3 separate regions of the Mus musculus genome follow, and all the other regions are linked to region 2. A link is a loop called in an ENCODE intact Hi-C map of the cell type or tissue named here. Cell type or tissue: left cerebral cortex. All regions are shown on one strand.

What was found. Peaks named below come from ENCODE experiments on the same cell type or tissue, not always from the same donor. Only the 100,000 strongest peaks of a DNase experiment are listed, where the experiment ranks them.
Region 1: a loop joins it to region 2, with 5 times the contacts of the local background. A loop is called at or near these places in 6 of 42 quality-filtered maps.
Region 3: it touches region 2 in a loop (2.7-fold over the local background); 2 of 42 quality-filtered maps call a loop at or near these places.

The regions. Positions count from the first base shown.
Region 1 is chr13:57,520,177-57,528,176 of GRCm38, forward strand. All of the region lies in intron 6 of Spock1 (sparc/osteonectin, cwcv and kazal-like domains proteoglycan 1), which reads right to left. Among named protein-coding and RNA genes, the nearest start is that of Gm33240, 80 kb to the left of the region's middle. In left cerebral cortex, CTCF peaks have their summits at 1,173 (motif pointing right) and 7,145; DNase peaks (open chromatin) are centred at 1,184, 2,309 and 4,468; H3K27ac peaks cover 2,416 bases.
Region 2 is chr13:57,636,676-57,644,675 of GRCm38, forward strand. The region is part of intron 4 of Spock1 (sparc/osteonectin, cwcv and kazal-like domains proteoglycan 1); the gene reads right to left. Among named protein-coding and RNA genes, the nearest start is that of Gm33240, 200 kb to the left of the region's middle. In left cerebral cortex, a CTCF peak has its summit at 3,259 (motif pointing left); DNase peaks (open chromatin) are centred at 636, 1,219, 2,353, 4,412 and 1 more place; H3K27ac peaks cover 3,082 bases.
Region 3 is chr13:57,905,260-57,913,259 of GRCm38, forward strand. Spock1 (sparc/osteonectin, cwcv and kazal-like domains proteoglycan 1) reads right to left here and starts at 3,073. Exons shown (of 12, transcript NM_009262.3): 1 at 2,933-3,073; 2 at 2,143-2,328. The coding sequence starts at 2,328. In left cerebral cortex, a CTCF peak has its summit at 3,150 (motif pointing left); DNase peaks (open chromatin) are centred at 144, 940, 1,618, 2,389 and 4 more places; H3K4me3 peaks cover 2,693 bases; H3K27ac peaks cover 1,738 bases.

The DNA of each region.
Region 1 (8,000 bases), 120 kb before region 2:
TCTCCATTCAGTTCCTGACTACCCACTTAATATTCCTAACCCCGCCCCCCAGATACATTATCTGTCTCCCCCTCCTCTGCCATATCAATACCATGGGGACAGTACTTTCCCCTGCTGGCTTAGAGCCTAGACTGTCTCTGGCTGATGGAAAGATGGCCAGCCTCCTGTCAGTGCCCAGGACTTGAACGGCTGGGGACTCTCTGGAAGGAGTCAGGTGGAGAAACAAGAGATGGATCTTTGGCTCCATTCAGAACCTTCCCAAACATGCAAGCAGGTGCACCTTCCTCTACTAGCAGTTAAAAGACACGACTTTGACATCTGGTTAAGAGCACCTGTTGCTTAAGCAAAGGACTCTAGTTTGGTTCCCATCACTCACACGGTGGCTCATGATCTGTCACTCCAGTTCCAAGGGATCTGATTGGCACACTCTTCTGACCTCTGCCTGCACCAGGCACACGCTGTGGTTCATTTACATACATGTGGGCAAAACACGCTCATACACATAGAACAAATAAATCTAAAAATAATTATTTTAAATACTGTAGCCACAATTGTGGGACTTGAACCAAGTTGGGGGGTGGGGGGACCAAAAGGCCCCAACCAGAGGACCTCTGACAAGAAAGCTGCCTAGAAAACCATACCTTGGGATGAGGTAGGGTAGGGCAGGGTGGACAGCCACTGTCTGGGTTAGAAGAATAATAGCAAACATGATAGTTGCCTCCTTAGTACTTAGGTGCAAAGCTATAAGAGTCTTTTGGGGGAGAAAGCATAATGATTTTAATGTGAATCACAGTTTTAGGTGATGCTTTAAAATTATTTTTCCATGAGTGCAATGGTAAATGTTTTCTAAGGTGGATACATAGAAGGACGCCCCTATCTGTTGACAGGGGTTACTCATCAGAATGTCTGGAAACTGCTAAATGCTTCAAGGGAAAGGATACAGGTGTATATGGAAAACATAACGGCAAGGATGTTAACAGCTACTGTATCTTGGTGATAGTGGGCAGAGGTTACTCATTCTGTCTTAAGCTCTTTATATACCCAGTGGTTACAGAAGCAATAGCTTGGGAAGGGATTTTAACTTGCTTTGCCTGTTGGTTCCTGAAGACTTCCCAGAATCCTAAGCACAGGCCACTTTAGCCAGCAAGCAAGGTCCTTGCTCCTGTTTCCCGGTAGAGGGCGGACTCTTAATGAGCTGTGACTGGATCCTGCTGGCTAAGACCTGCCTAACCCTCAGGAAAGAGCAGACCTTCAATAAGTTGTTAAAGAGGCAATAATTGAGGTTCTCCCTAGACATAAAATCTTTAGGATAAAAGCAAGCAGGACTCAGTCGAAGGCTAAATGCACAAGCATCAACACAAAGATTTTAGTTAGACCTTGCAGGGTTACTCTTTCCTCCCGTTACAAAGCAGGAAACTGAGGCTAAAACTGAGGCTAAGAGACTTGTCTGTTTGCTCTCTTAAGAAACTTCCTTTCTCTCCCCCCTTCCATCTCACCCCTTTCTCATATTCTGTCAATGACTTGCCAAACCCTCTCTATAAAAGAGAGGGCAAAGTTCAGCCAATTCATACACAAATTGCTTTCAGATGAAATGCTGAAAGACGTTAACTGTAAATTGTATATAACAAAGCCAGTGCCTAGTGTCACACACAAAATACCAAAGACATATGCAAGGCTCCATATAAAGGGGGCTTTAGAAAAAAATAAATGATGTGATGTTTTGCACACACACACACACACACACACACACACACACACACACAGAGAGAGAGAGAGAGAGAGAGAGAGAGAGAGAGAGAGAGAGAGAGAGAGAAAGCAAGCATGCACAGGGAGGGCAAAGATACTGTAACAGTTTGCCACTCCCCAACCCAGACCCTGTTACAGCAGAGATATTGTAACAGGTTGCAGCTGAGATCAACATCCACAGCTTCAGTTTGCCGCTCTTCCCCCCACCCCATGTAATATACTTGGGGAAAGAAGGTGGCCCTCCCAGAGGTCTTCCCAGTCCAGCACATGCTCCACTCCCCAGACAGCCCCGTTCTGAGCTCCATTTCTGGCTTCCCATTCCAGGCGCTTCTTTTCTTTTGATGCTCGCTGCCGGTTCCTTCTTCCTCTTCACTGGCTGTTCTGCTAGGACACCTCTGAGGGCTGCAGACAATTCATAGTTCTAAATGTATATGGCATATCTCCTCCGTCTAGAATTCCTGGGGACAGAACAGATGAGGAAGGGCTTCTGGTCCCCAGGCCTGCTTCCTCTTGGTGCCAAGAATAGCACCCAGGCACCGTGAGTGCTTGATAGAGATGCCAACTGAAGAACAAGCAGAAGAGAAGGTGGTGCCCAGAGCTGGCTGGTGCCCTGTGCCTGCTTCAGCTATCAGTTCAGACCAAGATGGGGCCCTGTAGCTGGGGCAAACTCACAGACTGATCAGGGCTGGTTTTCTCCTAGCCACATGGAGAAGAGCTCCAAGAAGAAACTTAATTGCCACAGAAATAAAGAAAGCTAGCAGCCCAGGGAAAGACAGATCTGCTCCGGCATTTCACGTTCCCATCTGTTCCAGTTTCCTCCAGGGCCCCGCCTCTGTGCCTAGGGTCAATCCCTTACATTCCCCCACCATCCTGGCTATCTTAGTCGGGCTTTCTATTCCTGCACAAACATCAAGTTGGGGAGGAAAGGGTTTATTCAGCTTATACTTCCACATGGCTGTTCAACACCAGGGGAAGTCGGGACTGGAACTCAAGCAGGTCAGGAAGCAGGAGCTGATGCAGAGGCCATGGAGGGATGTTTCTTACTGGCTTGCTTCCCCTGGCTTGCTCAGCTTGCTTTCTTTTTGAACCCAAGACTGCCAGCCCAGGGATGCTACCACCCTCAATGGGCCCTCCCACCTTGATCACTAATTGAGAAAATGCCTTACAGCTGGATCTCATGGAGGCATTTCCTCAAGAGAGGCTCCTTTCTCTGTGATAACTCCAGCTTGTGTCAAGTTGACACACAAAACCAGACAGTACGCTGGTCTGTTTATCTGTCTGCTTCTAGAAGGAAAAAAGCATCTCCTTTGAGACCTTGGCACACAGCAAGTACAAATGTAGTCCATATTTATCTGTGGGGTGTGTATCGTATAGCCCCATGTGTCACTATATCCATGGTATAGAATGAGATGCTATAGGTGCGATGCTGCATGGTACTCTATAACTCCAAGATGGCCTCTACGATGGTCTGAGTTTTGGCAAAATCAGATCATCTGGAACGTTCAGTGAGGAGGTGAAGAGGTCAGCTCAGGAACTTTAGAAAATTCCACTGGACCCCTCCTGTCCTGGAAGTGAAAGGTCATAAAGGACATAGGCACCCCTCCCCTCTAGAAGGGAGGGGCTAATGACATTCCTCAGACCACAGGAGGAGGCACCGACCACCTGAGCTCATGGACACATTCACGACTATTGGCCACCCACCTCATTCCCTATAGACCAATCAGATTAACAGTCACACTGTTCTACCAATCACATTGTGCCTAATGGCTGCTGCCTGGAGAACTGTATAAAGGCTCACCAGACAGGCTGCACATGGTTGTTCTCTCTCCCCACGTGCAGGGCAACCCCAACATGTTGGAACAATAAATTCCTCTTGCTTTTTGCATCGGTTCCCGGTAAGCTAAGGCTCGCTAGATTCTTACATTGGCAGAAGGAGGAGATGAGAGCATGGAGAAATGACATCAAAATGATAAAAGAGAAAGAGGTTCCGGGTCCCTGCTGGAGACTAAGCCTGAGGCAGAAGGTCCCACAGCTATTCCATGGGAACAGATAAACTTTGGTATTCCCAGGGGAGCCCTCTGGGAAGAGCATTTTGAGGAGTCTGCAATGGAGGGAAGTCCAGCCAGAGCCTGAAAACACAGTTGGGTTTGTAGGACAAGGTCTCTGAGGTCAGCCTGATAGACCCTCCTCAGAAAACTGCTTGCTGGTAAACCCTGGTGATTGGCACATGACTGTGCCTGGAGAAAAGTGGGCTTGCTGGAAATTCATTAATTAATCATCGTCCCAGAAACTGCAGATGGCTAAGACTAACATTTCCATGTCACAAACAAGAGGACACAGGCAAGAACGGAACAGGACGAGAAGTCCTTGGGTCCTGGAATCCTGAAGTAAGGAAGGAAGAAAGGTGAGAAGAAATGCTAAAGAGGGAAGATGTTTATATAGGGGAAGCAGGGAATACCCAAGAGGTGCATGAAGCAGAGTGGAAACCAGGACACCCTGTCTCTCATCTCTGCGGGGTGTAAGGGCTCGCCAGCTCCAGGAGGAAAGGAAGACAATGTTCTAGGGTACCCACAATGCTTAAAATAAACTCTGATCTATAAACACCCTCAGAATTCCATCTCTTTTCTGCCTGTCCTGATTTTCTAATACTGTGGAGAAGCATGGAGGTGCTCCTCTCCCAGCCTGCTGTGCTCCCATGCATTACCAGTGGACTGTAGTATTCGTCCTCCACAGTCAGAAGTCCAAGAAGATGTAGGACAGGCTGGGGTGGAGTTGGCACAGGGCTGTTGTCTGCCAGGGCTCTTACCCTGAGCCCAAAAGGGAATCTGACACCTTGAGCTCCAGGGAATCACCAGGGGTGAAAATCAAAGTCATTTGCATAACCCTTCCAAGCTTCCTTTCTTATCAGGGAATAAAGATAACCCTGCTGCCTGCAGCCCATCAAGAAGCCAGAACAGAAGGCTGGCAGATGTCTCATGACTGGCAGCGTTCCTGGCACTGGCGAACAACATAACTTATTCCCTTCCTCTGTCTCCCACCAGCCCCACCTTTACCCTGTCCCCTCTTCAGCTGCTCCACACCTGAGAGGTCTCTGTAAAAATGCAGATTTGATGGAGACTCCCATCCCAACTCACACCCATGCCCTGCTCCCCCATCCTCTTCAGATGAGAAGCTTTCTAGCCCAGTAGAAAAGGCTCTTCCCACATGTGTCCACCTGGCCCCATTCAGGCCTCTGATGGCCCACTTAAGACCTCTTGGCCAAGTCCCTGGAGCCTCCCTCTGATGCTTTGCTTCCTAATCCCCCCGGAAGTTTAGGGAAGGATCTCTGAGCTCCAGGGCAAGCGTGTGTGCATCTCTGAGTTTCTTGTGCTCAGCGTTTGGATGCTCACCCATGCTCTCATCTGCTCCAGGAGATCACCTTTCAATTCACACGTGGTACTAAATAAGAATGGATGGATAAACTGGTGAGTAGCTAGATGGACAGACGGATGGACGCTATTACACTGCATCTAACTGCCAGTTAAACAATTCTACATGGGTTTGCTGCTGTCTTCACCAGTCAAACTGCCCAAATCACGTCATTCCTTACCTCTTGACCCCAGGTTTTGGGACACCTTGGCCCATATCACACACAATTTCAAGGCTTCAATGTTCGTTCTCACCACCCGAACCTCCCTGAAGCAGATCCTGAACTGGAAACATCTTATTTGCAAACCCTGAGACAAACCCAAGTCTACCCTTCAGAGGCCAGTCACTGTCAGGTCCCTAAGAGAAGTATTCAGACAAAGGGCTAAATGAGGTACCTATTAGAATGCCAAATGCAAGCTGGCCCCAGCCAAGCTCACTTGTACTGTGGTTTCTCCCAGCTCTTCCAACCCTGCCCCCATCCTAAACCTCCTCAGCCCCTGGGCCTAGCTTGCCTTTTTCCCCAGCTTCTCTTTCCTATATAACCCTGCCCTTTGGCCATGGGCTTTCTTGGTTCTCTTGGCTCCATGGGAATGTGTGACCTTAGAGAACATAAGATGACCACTGAAAGACCTTGCTGGAATAGCATGCTGGGGACCTCCCTTCCAGAATCACCCAGCAAAGCAAGCTTTACAAGAAAGCCCAGACCACAAGGCAGGTGCAGATAATGACCAAGAATGCTTCAGTTCCCTCTTCTGGTGACTAAGACCTCCCTTTACCCAGGCCACCTATGCTGCTTAGGGAAGGTCATGAAAAGACACTTGCCTCTCAGAAAGGGAGAGGCTAATTACCATTTCTAAAAGGGGGGGGGATGAAAAGGTCACCTTGGGCCCACAATGGGCTTAAACCAACTCATGTTGTTATCAAGGCCTACCCTTAAACTGTATAAAAAGTGTGTGCTTAGGAGATAGGGGTTGCCTCTTCCCCCATTGCAGGATGGATCAATAAACCTCTTGCTTATTGCATCAATCTCTGTCTCTGTGTTTCTGTGAGTGGGACATCCCGGATGTAAGGCTCTTCAGGTCTTACAGCGCCACTCTTAAACCTCTCTTGCTCTTCTTTTATCTTGCTCTCTTCTCTCTTCCCTCTCTTCCTCCCTCCCCCACCCCTCTCTCTTTCTCTCTCCTTTCCTGACCCTGTTCAGTTTTCCTGGCCACTTTTCCACTGATACTTTCTTTCCCTGCTCTGAACTCTCCCAGATGCCTCTCGTTACACTTTCCCTCCTGTCTACAGTAAAAATCTCCTCAACCAAACTTTGGAGCCATCTTCCTTTTCATTCAGTCCCCATTTGATCCTGACTTTCTTCAACAACATGACCCTGATGTGTCATCAGCTGCCACCCAATTCCCTCTGTCCCTGCTTCTCCCCTATGGTCCCCCATCCGATGTCCCTCTCTTTTCCACCCTGAGCCCTCCCTGCTTAGAGATACTCTCTACCATTTATCTCCTGCAGGTCCCCTGGGGTCCAGCTGTTGTGTTTCATAAAAAAGGGAGCCAGGGATATGTTTGATAGAGGTGCAATATGGTGTGGGGGAAGGGGGTACCTCTGCAGGCCCATGCTGAGGCATCTCTTCCCCCTGAGGGACCAGCCACATGAAGATATAGTATGGAATAGAGTTTATTTAGGGCATGGGGAGGGGAGTTGAGGGGGTAGTAGAGGCAGAGGAAGGCGGGGGAGGGGGATGAGGAGGAGTAAAGAGGCTGGCCATGAACAAATGGAGAGTGGGGGGGGGGAGACAAGAAACAGAGGGAAGAGAGGAAGAGAGTGAGAGAGTAAGAGAGGAGGCAAGCATCCCCTTTTATAGTGAATCAGGCACACCTGGCTATTGTCAGGTAACTGTGGGGCAGAGCCTAGAAGAAATGCAGATACCAGCCCTGTTTCTAGGCCACCCTCCCTCAGCTACACACAGCCCCCTTCCAGCTCCTCGCTGCCCCCTGTCGTCCTGACAGTGTTTCCCTGTGAGAACATAGCACTGCAATTTCCGGACTTTTCTTTAGTATATATATATGTTTCTCTCATCATACAGACCCAGCATCATCCACAATAGCGGCAGAAATGGCTTTTAAAGTCTTCATGAATCATCGGTTTGAGCAGCTAATCATTTACATGGCATTTGCACTAAAAAACGTTACCTCTTCTTTTTCCTTCAAAGTTCACCCCTGTCCCGGCACAGAAGGAACTGGAACACCAACCCAGCACACAGATAAACTGAGGTTCAGAACTGCTCGCTTAGTGGAAGCCGCTCTGGGGAGAGGCAGAAGGTATACCCTGCTTTGTTGTATCAAGATCCAGTCTGTGCTCTTAGGGCGCTTAATTGTGCTCTTGGGCCAAGTTTCATTGCTGAGTCATCTATCCTCACATTGTTGGAAGAAAGGACCAAGCCAAATCCCATGCTGGTGCCACATCTCTGTAAGGGGACATGCACTTAGCTAGGGTTATGTAATTTTTGCTTCGGGAAAGACACAGAGTTGCAGCCTCTCCTGGGTGTTTCTGGAGGGGCCGCTGTCATGACCCCCTGTTTGCAGGCTGCTTGTGGTCAACGTCCTTGGTCTTTTGCTTCCCCTGAGCATACCAAGCTCTTAGAATACTACGCAGCCAAAGTGCCGACCCTTTAATTGTTAGCTGAGATGAAAGAGTGACTGTGTGTTGCCTAGAGCTTTATTGCTGTGAACAGACACCATAACCAAGGCAACTCTTACAAGGACAACATTTAATTGGGGCTGGCTTACAGGTCCAGAGGTTCAGTCTATTATCATCAAGGCGGGAGCATGGCAGCATCCAGGCAGGCA
Region 2 (8,000 bases):
AATATTCTTCCTGGTAATATAAACATAACCTTATTAACTAAGTCCCAGAGATGCCACATTTGGGATATAATCCAGTCCCCGGTGCCAAATCCTATGTTAACTCTTGGAAATGTTTCACAGGCACAGCTCATGTGGCAAGCAAGGAGATGGAAATCTCTAGAAAAATGGAAAGGGAAGCCAAATGATTATCTGCACCTACAGAGAGGTATCTTAGTCCTGGTTTGGGTAAGCTGTACCAGACAGGGCCTGTTGTCTCTTCCTGGCCGTGTGAACAACATCACTCTCTGATAGAACGGAAGGACCTCCCTGAAAACCCAGCCAGCTCCTTTCCACAGAGACAGCCATGACAAGAAAGAAGCCTGGGACTAAAATTCACATTGAAAGTCTATCACAGCAGGATGCACATTCATCAGTGTCATGGAGGAGATGGTGTGGACAGATACTCCAGCCCTTAACTCACCGCTACACAGGGACAAGCTGGGGTGCTGAAGAACAATCCACTACTGACCTCCTGGGCAGAGCATGGGCTGTAAGCCCAAGGATGCTATCATTCTTGAGCCATACTGATCCTGGTCTTATGACTCAGCCTCTCTTGACAACCAAGACTCTGGGCACGGCACAAACCCTCCTGATTTCTAACACCAGCTGGTGAGAGAAGGTGAAATCCGGAGAGAAATAAGAGAGCAGGAGGGGAAGGCATATGTGGCTGCTCAAGGCTCTCGTCACCTGAGCCAGAACACTTGTCACTCCCGAGTCTATAGGTGACACAAATTTGATTTTTAAAAATGCTCTAATTGTGGAAAATAAAGAGAATCCCAAAAGGCTCTGTGCAATGTGATGAGCGAGAGAAGCCAGATTAACGCCGGCACGAGCTGACGTTCAACCCTGTCTGAGAGGGGACGTTCTGTATTCTAGGCAGGCGTACGCAGCAATACAGACACACCGATGCACAGCCTCTATCAATTTCTTGGTGCTTGATGCATAAATCCTGCCAGGAGAACTGGTGAGCAAGGGGGGACGGGACAATGCTCAGAGGCTTCAATGGAGTTCAAAAGTCATTTCCATCAGGCAGTGAGGGAGTGATTAAGATGTTTGCTAGCTGAAGAGGGCTCCTTCCCGGACGGAACTCAGACTCTAAGAGGGAGCAGGGCGGGTGGCAAGCATTCTTCCCCGGAATTAAAAATCAGGTCACAGTAAATTCAAAAATAACTTTGTAAAGACCAAGGATGGGAATAGAAGTGGTTCTATAAATAATCGGCTGTATCCATATTCATTGTGAGCCTCTAGACGCGCGCGCCGGACAGGCGGCTTCCTCAAAGCTGAGGCAGATCCGATGTGGGGCTTTAAGAACGCCATGCATATTCACAGCCTTGATGTGCTCTAATCACAAATCAAAGTGCTTCAACTCATTAAATGTTGATTGCTGTTGCACAAAGGTGAAAGTCAACCCTCTAGCCAAGGTTCGAGTTATTCTAAGAAATGATGAGAGTTGAGCTCCTTCCAGCCACTCTCTGCCTAATGAGTGCACCACTCTCCGAGCAACTTCATTTAGGCTAACGATCACCTTGGTTGAACAAATAACTAACTGAAGACGGCTTTTAAAGTCTCGGATGGGACAACAGACACCACGGGCATGGTAGACCAACCTTCGTCACGTCTAAGGTACAGCCTTTGGCGGTCATGGAGCCACCCCACACTCCTGGAAGAGATAGGTCCGCTTCTCCAAGGAGGGTGGTATGCACGGATGGCAGGGGAGAGAGCTGTAGTCTCACCACCTGGATTGGAGGAGAACATTTCCCAAAGATGAGGAGGCCAGGCCAAAGGCATGACACTTACTCTGAGGAACTGACATGGGACATTATCCTGGCCCAACATCCTGCTGCCATCAGCCAGGGAAGTCTTGGGAAGCCACAGCTAATTACTGATGTTTACCATGTTGGCTTTCTTATCATTATCACAATTTACACTCCTTTCTCCCCTTAGGAGAGCATTACCATGTTTACCTGCATGCTTCAGTTAAATGAGAAACCCCCTCCCCCTCTAATCCCTGAGAATTTAGCACAGGATACTGTGTAAATGAGTTGACAGCATCCCAGCCTGCCCCAGCCTGTCCCAGACTGCAGATGTTATTCACTCTACCTGGCCAACAACATTATGATTTGTAATGTCTTTCCGACTCCATTCATGCCAACCAGAAGCTGCTCATGTCAAAAAGCGACTGCGCAGCAGCCACTCTTCCATCAATTCATCAGGCTGGCTGCAGGGATGCTCTCCAAAAATCTCTCTGAAATGATGCAGACTGGGGATGTCTGCCACTTGCAGAGGGAAGGAAAATCACAACTCTCTGAAGCCCAGAAGCTGGCAAGATTTAGACAAGGCTTGAGGAAAAGAAAGTCTGGCCCAGATTCTGGAAGATTTGGACTTAAATCCCATGCTATGCACGTGTTAGAAACCCTGGTTACTTAACCAGCTCAGGTCTCGTAGGGTTTTTTAATTCCTCCATGAAATAGAAGTAGCAATGCCTTACCTGTAGTTCATGGGACACATCAGTTAAGTCCTCTGGGACTTAGAAGATGGCTTGGTCAGTAAAGTACTTGTCACACAAGAATGTAATTAAACCTGAGTTTAATTCCTGGCACTTGCAGATTTTAATGCCCGGTGCTTCAGTGAGTGTCTATAGTCCTTGTGCTAGGGAGGTGGATACTTGGAGCGCTCTGGATAGATAATCTAGCTGAATCAGTGAGCTCCAGGCTCCAGGTTCAGGGAGAGACCCTGTCTCAAAATCATAAGGTAGAAGATGAGGAGGATATCTACATTCAACCACTGCCCTTCACACACATGCACACACACACTCACACCTGCACATACAGACATTCACACATGCTCAAAAGATCATGCCCAGCAAGTCATATCGGTTTGCTAAACATTAGATGTTTGTACTGTTTTTTAATTTTCTTCTTGACATCAGTACTAATGTCTGGTTAGCAGCACGGAAGCTTATAAATAAACACAGCTGTATAGAGTGAACTAAATAAAACCTCCAGAACTCCATGCATGCCAACTTTATGACTGGGCTAGTATCCTGTTGAAAATGGCTCAGTGTGGACCAGCGAGAAAGAAGCCCATACATAGCACCAACCCTGGCGAGATGGCTCAGCGGGTAAGAGCACTGACTGTTCTTCCCAAGGTCCTGAGTTCAATTCCAGCAACCACATGATGGCTCACAATCATCCATAATGAGATCTGATGCCCTCTTCTGGTATGTCTGAAGACAGCTACAGTGTACTTACATATAACAATAAATAAATCTTTAAAACAAAAACAAAACAAAAAAAATAGCACCAACCCTCATTTTACAGCACAGCAGAAGTGGACAAGCCAGCACTGTTCACCCCTTGTTTAATTCATCACTCTACATCACAAAGTCTATCCTTAGAACCAGTTTTAACTATCCTGTTCCATGAACCTTCAAATCTCATCTGCTTCCCACTGCAACCAGCCTCGTACAGTGTCTCAAATCCAGTCTATGACATTCTCTTACCTACTGACTCCCACCATACAGATTTGGCTGTTTAAATCCACTTAATGGCTACCTACAAAGTGTAGGGCAAAGCCCAAATCCCAGCATACATCAGCTGATCCCTTCAATCTCTCATCCCATCTCTCCCTCATGCAACACACTCCGACGTGTTTCCACATAGAGGCCACACGTGGAAGCTAATGTCCTCCACTCCTCGCTGAGCTGGCTTCATTCTGTCATCGCTATGGCAGCACTGCTCTTAACATACAGGAATGCCTGCTCCAGACCTGACCTGAGTGTTTTATAGGCATCTTCTTTTCCCGTCTTCACATAGCCCTACGAGAAAGGTCAGAACCCTGCCTGACCATGATTGCATGATTGTGAACATTATGGGGTCATGGGGCACAGAGATTAGGGCCAGACAGACCAGGAAGCACACAGGTAACACACACATACACACACACACACACACACACACACACACACACACACACAGGGAACTCAGGTGACGGATGCTGAAGGCAGCATCCTCTGATTTCTTTTCAGAACCACAGATCATGTTCAAAAACATAAGTCCTTGTGAAAACTGCCATGCTGGGCTGGATTCCCCGCCCCCGCCCAAAATCAATAACAACCCCTAAATCAGAGTACGTTTATAGGTGAGTAAAAGAAATGGGCTCTTGTCTAGTCCATCCTCATCTCACTGTACCCACGAGTGCAAAGGCAGCATGTGGCACTGCTGGTCCCAGATGTGGCTCCCAGTTCACCATCATCACCTGCATGGGCTTCAATAGGAATCATACCTCCAAGCACACAGAGAAATGGTAAGCCTTCCTGCCACACAGAGGGACAACAACAGAGATGATTCCAGAGAAGCTTACAGCTGAGGGAGGAAGAAGCGAAGTACCCCACACCCCTCCAACACCCCACTCCACCCACCCCTTGCTGTGACTCAGCTGGGCAACACTGCCTGGGACACATGAGGTAAGTGATTTGCCATGCTGGGTCTGTCTCCCCAACTGTATTATTACCCAGCTGCCTCTCCTGAGTGTTATGAGATGTAAGATAATAAGTGTATTAAAGAAATGCTAATACAATCCTACAAGTTAGAGTTGCTTTTAATATGTTACAACCGGCATAATTAACATGAGTGGGAGAAACATCCCATAATTATCACTAGAGCAAACGTTTATTAAGCAGTGACGGCATGCCAAGCAATGTCTTACGCAATACAGTGGGCTTGCTTCATTTAGCCCTTAGCTACCCCAACAAGAGAGAACAATCATTAGCCCCCTTTACAATCAAGGAAAGTGAGAACCAGGGAGATCAGGAATCCTGCAGACACAAATAGTAACTTGTGAGAAAGCCCAAGGTGCACTGTGCTAGCACATTCCATGGGCCACATGCTGAACCAGACATCAGGAACCTTCAGGAAAATGAGCATGGCATGTTGATCCCTGAGTGTAAATACACATGGAATGACAGCCCCTCTCCCCAGTAACACAGATCTCCACACACCCTTACATTTCAGGAGTCTCCTCTGGCCCCAGTTCTTGAGGGGCCCTGAGTAGCCTGTCTGAAGGATCCCTTGCATGCCTGTCACCAGCCAGCACCTCTGTCACCCTGTCTAGAATGTTGGCAATGACAAGTGCCCAGGATTAGACCTGCTCAGTGGGAAGGACTTCCCAATGCGGGTCACTGGAGGTTGAAACCAGCATACCAGCACCGACTCTCCATTCTGTGCTATATACAAAGTTTAGTGAATGCAGGACTCGGTGCTGAAGTGTCGTTTTTGATTCTTTCAGCTTTAACCACCAGCCATGAGGTACTGCCATTCACCACTGTACCTCATTCAGGCCTGGAGCTGGGCTTGCCTTCGGTTTATGTCTAGATTGCAGCAAACCTTCTGCTCAGCCACCATTGGCCCCACAGCCAAGGAACAGGAACATGGGCAGAGGTAGCAGGGTGGGGGCTATCCTGTACTACAACTCCATATCTGTACTTCCCAAGACATCTCTCCTTTGCCCTCAATCTAAAGGTTATGTTTTCCCTTTGCCCATAATTGTTTTTGATTGGTTTAGTCTCTCCATCAACAACAACAACAAAAAGCAACAACAACAACCACCTACTATTTATAGGGAAGAAGAGGTCAGCACTTGCAGGAGTCCTCCTGGTGGCTGGCAAGCAGACATGCCTAGTGACCGCTGCAGACTTGCTGAGTTGAGACATCTCACCCTCCTTCCCCGGGTAGTGCCTGCGCTGGTGACCTGGGGAGCTTGAGTGTGGTGTACTGTGTCTCTGTTTTTACAGATAGGCAGATGAAACCCAAGAGAGGTTAAGAAAGGCTGCCAGACCTGCTCTGCCTCTCCCAAACATCCTTTCTGCACCTGAAATAAAAGGCAGCAGAATTGTAGCTTGTGGTACGGAGGGAGGAACACAGAATGGCCATCTGACCCAGAGTGAAGCTCTGTGTCGGTCCGTCTAATGCAATCAGCCAGTGAATCTTCTTTTGACCTCCACATCCTCAATTTGTAAAACTAAGATACTAATGTTTGTCTCACAAAATCCTTGAGAGAAGGGGCTATCAACAAATGTTATTTCTTTCCTTCTACCAGATGAGCCATCTTTAAAATAACAACCACAAAAAGCGCCTCTATATTTCCCCAATTACAGAGCAATGTCATGTCCCCCTCTCCCCTTCCCGATCAAAGCCAGCACCATAGTAGGAATTGCTCGTAGAGTGTTTACAATTTCCTATTTCCAAAATACATTTTCCATCAGGTAATTCAAAGCTATTAAGGCTGCCAAAGCCTCAAATAACCAGGCCATGTCAGAGCCAGCATTGCACGATGCACACGCTGAAAATGAATTGCTTCTAAGCGCCATTTAGATGTGGAGGTAGTTTGATTTTTGCTCTGATATAGCTCAAACTGATTGAAACACTGTAAATATCCTTTCTAAAGTTGGAGGTTGCTACCATTACCATTGGCAGCAAACGTGAGACCGTTTTCATAATCATTTCTTGAGCCAAGAACCCGAGAGTGGCTTGTGTGACAGATGAGAAGGCACGGGGCTTGATTGAATCAGACTCGGGACAGTCTGCTTGACTGCGTTTTGCCTCCATTACGGGCCTGCTGTGACTTCAGTCTCCGTATCAGTCAAATGAGATACAACACAAGAAGCCAACCTTTCAGCCCATAACGGCTGTGGAGGTTACCTGTGTGGGAAAATGAACACTGAAACTGAAACTCTGATTCACACCGTCAATTAGTGTGCGTCTTCTAAGAACAGGCTTTCAAAGTGTGTGTGTAAAATGCTCAGTGTATGAACACAAAGCCACAGAAAACCCGGAGGGAAACTAACTTTCTCTGAACTCTAAATGTGAGGACCCCATATTTATAATACTGGGCATTAAGATTCCAGCACTTTCAGGACTCTCAATGTGCCAATATAGTCTTTTCAAACTCGTGTATTTGCCAACACAACTAGATTTGATATTGATTTTTTCATTACTAAGCCAGGGACTGAGAGACTTGGAAGCCAACGTACGATCCACAGCAGCCATTATTTTCTCCGTGTATTTCCAACTCTATAGAGTTTTAGGGTAACACTTTTACCCCATTATATACGGGATAATTGAGCAATGAGGTAGGCAGACAGTTGTATAGCGCCAGTTAGAGTCAGTCTTCTTTCTTCCACAGACGGGCTTATATGTATGCCTTCATTCTCACACAATAGGGCCAAGACTCAGGCCAAGGTTTTATGACTTCATCTCAAAGAAACTCTGAAAATGTGACAATATAAAGAAGCAAGTGGAGGGCTCACATGCCATCTCAATACCTCCCCATCCAGAACCTGACCAACTGTTTATTCAGGACACACCTAAAGCAATCTTACCTTAGTTCCTAGGGAGTTAACGATAAATCACTTATACTATTTTTTTTTTTATGTTTTAAAAAGATTTGTTTTTCTAGAACCTAGCAACTATTTATCCAGGGAACAACTAAAGCAACCTTACCTAAGTTGCTGGGGAATTAACAATAAATCATATATACTATTTTAAAAATGTTTTTAAGAGATCTGTCTTTAATCTAGAAGTTGTTTGTTTCTGTTATTTTTTAAATATTTTATTCTTATTTTATGTACATTGATGTTTTGCCTGCACAAATGTTTGTGTGAGTGTGTCAGATCTTGGCGTTCCTGACAGTTGTGAGTGTTGGGAGTTGAACCCAGGACCTCTGGAAGAGCAGCTCATACTGCTAACCACCAAGCCATCTCTCCAGCGATTTGTTTCTGTTCTTCAGAGATTCCCAACAACGCTTTCATTAGCGCAAGAAGGTATTGGGGAGAACACAAAAGGCCCAGTTACAGTCCATCAGTCACCCAGTCTGGAAATGGTGGCACCTGGAGAGGCACAGGAGAGACTTTACCAATGAATCAGCTCTGGCAATCTAAGCTTTCATCCCATTCATGACACAAT
Region 3 (8,000 bases), 270 kb after region 2:
AGTGTTCCCAGCCATGCTAAGAGACATGAACATAGCATCCCTCCTAGAAAGGAGTCCAGGTCCACATAGGAGAAGCCTGATGCTGCGGTTTAGCAAGCAGCCAGAATCTCACCATCAGTCAAGAGTTGGTGGAAAACATTGGTCTGCTATTTTTAGTCAAGACCATGCAGGCAAGGGAAAAATAAGAAATACACTGTTCATTTTCTTAAGATGCAAAGCTAAGTGGGAATTATGGCTTTAAACTCAAGGCACATTGAGGCTGCAGGCCTTCACGCAACTCAGAGGTCCAGCAGGCTCAAGTGTTTCTACCCACGCATCCCCTGTTCCAAGACACCCAGCAATGACGGACCATCCTCTAAACCAAACGTTCTGACCTTCCTAGTGCTGAGACCCTTAAATACAGTTCCTCGCATTGTAGTGACCCCCCTAACCATACAATAATTATTTTGTTGTTACTTCATAACTGTAATTTTTTCTACTGTTATGAACCATAGTGTGAAAATCTGATATGCATGGTATAAATCATATTGTAAATATCTGATATGCAGTATCCCAAAGGGGTTGCTCTTCACAGGTTGAGAACCACTGCTCTAAACCAAGCCCAACTTGCCCAGGTGTGTAAGGGTCCGTCATATGCCTGATTCTCCAACCCTTACTGACACGCAATAAATTAAAGCAAAAACAAAACTATGTCTTTCCCCCTCCATGCTCCCTTCCCCACACACCTGGCCAGGCATGGTAACATCTCAGGCTGGCCCTCAAGATCTTAAAAGCGCCATAGATGGCTAAGAGAACTTGTTAGGAACTGTGAGATGCAGACTAGAGTCTCCTTCTGTTGGGTCCAGCAGGCAGATCTGTGGCAAACAGTCCCAAATAACCAAGGAGATTCAGTGTGTGTTTGAAAAGCTCTTCCCAGAAGAAACTCCTCCAGGGAGGAGAGGGGCTCGGAGGATATAGCAGCAAATCCCGGAAGGAGATCTGGACAGGTGCTATTTAGAAAGCACTGGAAGCCATCTGGAGTCATGCAGTTCCTCAGAGACTAGCTCCCTGCAAGGCCTCGAGATACTGAGAATGGGTTCTGAGAAATCCATGGAGAAAAGTATGGGGTGCCTTTCTCTACCTCTGTATATAACTGTGATGATGTCCAGTGGCATGGCTCAGGTCACCCCTTTAAATATATATATATATGGTATGGCTCAGGTATATATATATATATGTATGTATATATATATATATATATATATAGTGTGTGTGTAATTTATTATATATTGCTTTTTTAATGTTCTAACACATAAACTACTGCATAAAAACAAAACATTCAAACATAAAAGCTTTACTCATTGTAAGTCTTAGACATTTTTACAATACTGAAAGCATCTCGGGGACAGGGATTCCTAATGTCCCCTTAATCCCTACCACTCTGGGGAGTCTTTGAAGGGGCTGGGGAGCAGGTCCTACTGGAAGGGGGCTTCTTGCCCCATCTTCTGGAAGCACAGAGGTATGTAGGAGCCAGGACTGTGGCGGAGACAAACAGCAGATGTGCCCTGATGCCCCAGGGTTTCTCCCCCACATCCCACCTGGCACTCTCCTGGGGAAAGGATTCTCTGATTCTCTGCGCTGCCTGTTCCCTTTTCCCTTCCACTGAAGTCTGGAAGACTCCAAGCCACTGCACTGTTCCCTGCTATCCCATCAAGTTCATTGCCAGGAGGCCCCCAAGACCTCCCCTCATGCCTGACCTCATGGCTTCTTAATAAATGAGCTATACACATCACTAGAGATTTTTTTTTCCTGATGCACCCAAAAGATAGCCAGATCCTGCAGCTCCCAGGACCTTCCTTCCAGGGTTTGGTAAAGTCAGTCTGCCATCAGTAGCTCTCAGACACTTGGAGAGCCCCTCTCCCCAAGCTGCTTAAGGTTTGTGCCCTGTTTCTGTGAGGACAGCTGCATCGATCCTACAAGTGCACATACCTGGAATACAGGTAACACGCAAGAGCACCCAGCCTTCCAAGTTCTCTTTAAAGTTCCTCTCAGGCTAGACGGATGCACTGTGGACCTCCATGAGAGGTTTGAACCTACCACCCCCAACCCCTACACTGGTCTCTGAGCCCCCCCCCCCCATTTTCCACCCCCAGCCGAACTCACATCTCGGAAGCGGTTCCAGTACTTGTCACGGTCATACTGGGAGACAGTGCTCAGCCACTGGTCATTGTCTAGGAAATTGGCGTTGTTGAGGGCCGCGCCACCGGCCAGCGCGTCCAGGTGCCGGCTGTCCACTTGGAGGAAGCACCACGCCGCGGCGGCCGCCGCGAGCACCGCGATCGCTGGCATCTGGGGGCAGGGCACACGGGCGTGAGCCGGTGACAACAGGGCTACCTCAAGCCCCTCACTCCCACCGGGTGTCTGGGCGCCTAGGGGCGCGCACAAGCTGCAGCGCCTGGGCTCACCGCGGGGACAGGGTGGTCCCTCTCACACCTGGGACGGAGGTTGCACCTGGAGAGCCCTTATGCATGGAAACAGCTACAAACGCAGAGCCTAGGTCACCGACTCGGGGCCGCCGTCAAACTACTGAAGACCCTCTCACCGGCTCTCCGTTGTGGGGCTCCAGTACATCTCCCCCAAAACCCGGATGCTCAATGTGCCAGCCGCACTCCCACAGACGGGCCCCACAGCTCTGGTGTAGGGATAGGGATAACGGCGCTCTGAGCATCATCCCAGGCTCTGGCAGACGGGGGCTTTGGGGTGCCCTCAAGCCGGGCTTCCCGTTCCCAGCTAAGGCAAAGGTCTCTCTGCTCCCGGCCCGCGGCTTCTGCGCAACAGGGACACGCAGAAATGCCCCCAGGCCCTGACCCTGCCAGCCCGGGAGATGGCCTCAGGAAGGTCCCAACTACGCCAAATATGCCAAGTTGGGGCTCAGTGTTCTGCGGACACGTACCTTGGGAGCCCGCCCGAGTCCCGGCGCCCGAGTTGCTGGGGTTCCTGTACCGCGGTGGCTGGGAAGGCTGATGCCCGGCTCGTTCCCTTGCGCACCTGCCGCCGCCGCGCGTCCGGCCGCTTTGTGAGCCCGCAGCGCTCTGGCTCGTCTCGGGCGCGGCGTCCGCGGGCGGAGAAGCCTGAGCTCCTAGCCGAGGCCTCTGGCGCCCCCTGGCGGCTACTTGGCGCTCAGCGGTCCCATCCGGGAGCGTGATTCATTCGCAGCTCTACAGGGCTGACACAGATTTCAAGCTCAGGGAAATGATGTTAGAAGGCCAAGAAGTCGCCAGTGTTGAGGGACTCTCAACGAGTAAGTGCTTGGGACACCCGTCTCAGAATCTCTACGGTGGAGAGAGGAGACTCTCTCCAAGAGTCGGCCCTTTAAATGAGTCCCTGTTGCGTCTTGTGCACAGACAATATTTAGGTGAACTTCTCTACTCCCTGGTTCAAGCCATACACCCAGCATCTCTAAGTCTGATCTCCAACCAGAGCCACCCCTAAGAGTCCTGTGGAACCGACCTCCAGCTTCAAGCACGGACAGAAGGAGAAAGCTGGCCTTGACCCAGCCCTCTCTTCTCTTTCCAAATACTCAGCGTGTTTGGTTTAATAGGGGTGGGAGCGACTTAACAGGTGCATCGCTGCCTACTTCTTGGCACAGCTATAGCCTATAGCCCTGAACACACACACACACACACACACACCAAACTCAAAACCCTTCAGGACACTTCCCTGAGAAACACCCAAACCCTAGTCCCCTGCACACCTGGTCCTTGCCCTCTTACCCTTCTGCCTCTGTTTGCCCCCACCCACCCACCCACCCCTGCCTTCTTGTCCCCACTTTCTACACAGGCTAGCCTTGGGGTCAGACCCCAGTGGCAAGGGCTCCTCCAGGCCTGGGATCACTTTGCCCCTGGGCAGACTTGAGCTACCAGAATATCTGAATGCATTCTGCAGCTGCCTCATCTCCATTTGTTCCGAGATTTGTGGTCCCTGTGATTCAGGCCAGGACCTCGGTGACACTGCCCTGAGAACTCAGTGTTTCTCCAGCTGCAAGCTCACTGCGCTTAAGGTCACTTATGGCAAGCGTGACCTTCCCGTGGGCTGGAACTCTCTGACAGTGCGATCTGCCTTGCTCTCAGCAGCTGCACCAGTCATGACACACCACCAACAGTCAGTATCAGAGGGATCCTGAGCCCTGCTTTTCAATATGCCACCACGATGATGTGGCCGGTTGTGAGTCGTGCTGTAATAATTGGGCAGATGGCATGGTTTAAGCATGTGAATTGCAGTTCTTGTGCATTCTGGGAGGCCTTAGTACAGGAGAAGTGGAGTCTTTTTTTTTCATGTTGGGGAAACACCTCACCCAGAGAGTATCTTATCACGGGGATGAACACAGTGAGTATCTGATGTCATAGCTGGAGAGAGAGAGGCTTGGGATAGTGAGAGGAATGCATCTCATTTCAAGAGAAACTTATGTGCCAAGTTGGGGCTCAGTGTTCTGCGGACACGTACCTTAGGAGCCCGCCCAAGTCCCAGGACCGCAGTACCGTGGCTGGGAAGGCAGCTGCCCGGCTTGTTCCCCTGCGCACCTGCCGCCGCAGCCGCCGCCTTTGTCCCGCGCTCTAGCTCACATACGGGCCTGTGCAAGCATTACCTCTCATTCCCCAGCCATGTTTTGTCAGCACCCCTGTTCTGAAGAGTCACACCCGATGTCATTTTTGCCTCCTCATAACCAGTTCTTTCATCAAGCCATCTTAATCTACCTTTGAGTTAAGTGATTGGCCACACCAGCCGCCTGCCCTGCTCAAGCCTGGGCTCTTTCTATGAACTCCTGCAGCATGGCCATTCCTGGCTCTTCAGTCGTCACGGATCATCTTTTCCAGTCGTCACGGATCTTTTTTTGTTTTGTTTTGTTTTGTTTTGTTTTGTTTTGTTTTGTTTTTCGAGACAGGATTTCTCTGTATAGCTCTGGCTGTCCTGGAACTCACTCTGTAGACCAGGCTGGCCTCGAACTCAGAAATCCGCCTGCCTCTGCCTCTGCCTCTGCCTCTGCCTCTGCCTCTGCCTCTGCCTCTGCCTCTGCCTCTGCCTCTGCCTCTGCCTCTGCCTCTGCCTCTGCCTCTGCCTCTGCCTCTGCCTCTGCCTCTGCCTCTGCCTCTGCCTCTGCCTCTGCCTCTGCCTCTGCCTCTGCCTCTGCCTCTGCCTCTGCCTCTGCCTCTGCCTCTGCCTCTGCCTCTGCCTCTGCCTCTGCCTCTGCCTCTGCCTCTGCCTCTGCCTCTGCCTCTGCCTCTGCCTCTGCCTCTGCCTCTGCCTCTGCCTCTGCCTCTGCCTCTGCCTCTGCCTCTGCCTCTGCCTCTGCCTCTGCCTCTGCCTCTGCCTCTGCCTCTGCCTCTGCCTCTGCCTCTGCCTCTGCCTCTGCCTCTGCCTCTGCCTCTGCCTCTGCCTCTGCCTCTGCCTCTGCCTCTGCCTCTGCCTCTGCCTCTGCCTCTGCCTCTGCCTCTGCCTCTGCCTCTGCCTCTGCCTCTGCCTCTGCCTCTGCCTCTGCCTCTGCCTCTGCCTCTGCCTCTGCCTCTGCCTCTGCCTCCCGAGTGCTGGGATTGAAGGCGTGCGTGTGCCACCACTCCCGGCGTCACGGATCATCTTCCTGTACCGGAGCCTCAGCCACACCTTACTATTCCACCTTAGCATCCTTCCCCTAGGCATCTGCAATCCCTTGTGGCCCCTGCTGAGAGTCTGTAAGTCAACCCCCCACCCCTGCCCACAACGGTTTAGAAGCTTCCCACTCTATTCCCAGCTTCATACTCAGCATTTTCAGGGTGCCCACGGGGGCATACGCTTTTCACACCTGTATCCCTAGGCTTACCTCGGAACTTGACATTGAACACTCAATAAATCCAGTAATGGCCAGAACAAGCAAACGCCAGAACCCTGATGCACCTGGAAGTCTTAACCCCCTCCCTCTACCCCACCTCCACCCGCCATCTCCAACCTTTGGGTCTTCAGAGCAAATTTCTGATTTTTTTTTTTCTGGGAAGACCTGTCCCTAGTTTAATTAGAGGGCATCTGCTCTTGGCCAGGTGCCAGCCTCACAACTGGAATTGTCCCTGTAACCACTGTTCACAGGAAGGGCAGCCAGCACCGGCCAGGCTGGAGGAGGGTGTCAGAGCAGGTCTGAGCCAAGAACGGACTTAACCTTGTAGTAGGGTGAAGAGGCTGGCAGCTGGACCCCTGCCATCCGCTCAGCCGGCGCTTCCGGGGAGGGGTGTGAGATTTATTCGGCTGTAAGAAGCACCCAGGACCAAATCAATACCGTGCCTTGGGGCTGTATTTCTGCTCTTCATTGGCTCGCATACAAGTATAATAACTCCTTGTTTTAACATAGTTCTCATTTCCAGGGAGCCCACATGTTTTATTTTCGGTTTAATGGATCCTCAAACATGTGCTCCTGGCTAGACAGAAGCAGGCAGAACTGTTGCCACTTTCTGCCGAGGAGAGGGGATGGATGGCTGGAAGAACTGTGAAGGTCACAGAGAGACGGTCTAGCCCAGTCTAGCTCCGGAAGTCTAAGATAGCACTCCCCAGGGACCCTCTGCTGGCAGGCCGGGCTGGGAACCACCTACTGGGCTTCATTCAATGATAAGGGTATGTTGTTTGGCTGTCAGCCTGAGTTTATTTTTAGCTGCAAACTAATATGTCTTCCTGACATATGTCACCTCCATTTCAGTACCTCAGCTGCTCTGAGTTCAAAATGTCGACAGTGAGTGTCATCTCTGGTCACGCCTACTCCCTGACCTATGTCCTCACCTCAGGAAAGCACCCTCCCTATCCCAGCATCAACTCTGACCTTCTCTGGCCCCACCTTCAGGGACCTTGGAGGGCTACTGGACTCTTGAATTCTTACCAGATCCTTCTCCCTCGAGACTGTTTTCCTTCATCTCTCACCCGAACTGCACTGCGCAGGGCCCTTGGCTGGGGTCTCCATCTTCCCATCACCACAGGAAATTCTTTTGTGGGCCCTGAGAGGGAAGGAAGCCCTTCAGAGGCATTGAGTCTTCTCTCCATGTAAACGTGACCTCTTCTCCATATTTGCTGCTCTTGCTGTCCCCTCAGGTCAAATACCCAATACCTCAGCTTGAGGCCCTGTGCCTCCCTCTGAGCCATTGGGCTTCCCCCTGCCCCTACCAGATTCCTGCCTTCTGTTAGGATCACCCACATCTTCTGACAGGCCACATCATCACCCCAAGTCCTCAGACACAGCTTCCCCGGTCCCCACAACCCCAAGGCCCTCAGAACTACTTCCTACCCATCTTTCACCAGACACGCTCAGGAGAATGAAGGTGCAGCCTCATCCAGGTCGATTCTACTTACTACTGAGTCTGTAGCACTTTGCAAAACCACGTGCACATAGTAGGTACACAAGAAATGCTGACTTAATTGAGGGAATGTATGCTCAAAGCTCTGCACATAGTAGGTAAACAACCAATGGCAACTGAGAGAGCAAAGGCTCAAGGTTCTGTGGTTTATTATTTTTTATTATTATTATTATTATTATTATTATTATTTCTTTCATTTCTGAGAAGCAAGGAAGCTCCCAGGTTTGTGTTAGAGATTTTAGGACCTCCAAACCTCTTGAGTAGAGGACAGAGCCATGAGAGAGCTGTGACCTTGCACTTCTGGGCCAGTCTGTCATAAACATAACACTGCAGTCAATCCTTCCCTAAGAAGAACAGGAAGGAAATTGATGCATTTCTTGTCATCATGGAAAATGCTCACCAAGCGGGGCCTGTACCTTTTATGAACACATTGATCTCACCCATTGATTCCACGTATGCAGCAGAGTCGGGTTCACCTCATCTCCGCGTCCCTGGCAGCCATTCCCCCCACACTCACGTGCCTTCCTGTTTTCTTCCCTCTCTCCAGAGCCACAGTGAATGGGTGACCTATCTCAGGAGCAACTCATCTTAAGCAAACATGTATATCACAAAGAGAAGAGAATAAACACCAGAGCTCGAACAGTCAATCAACTACCC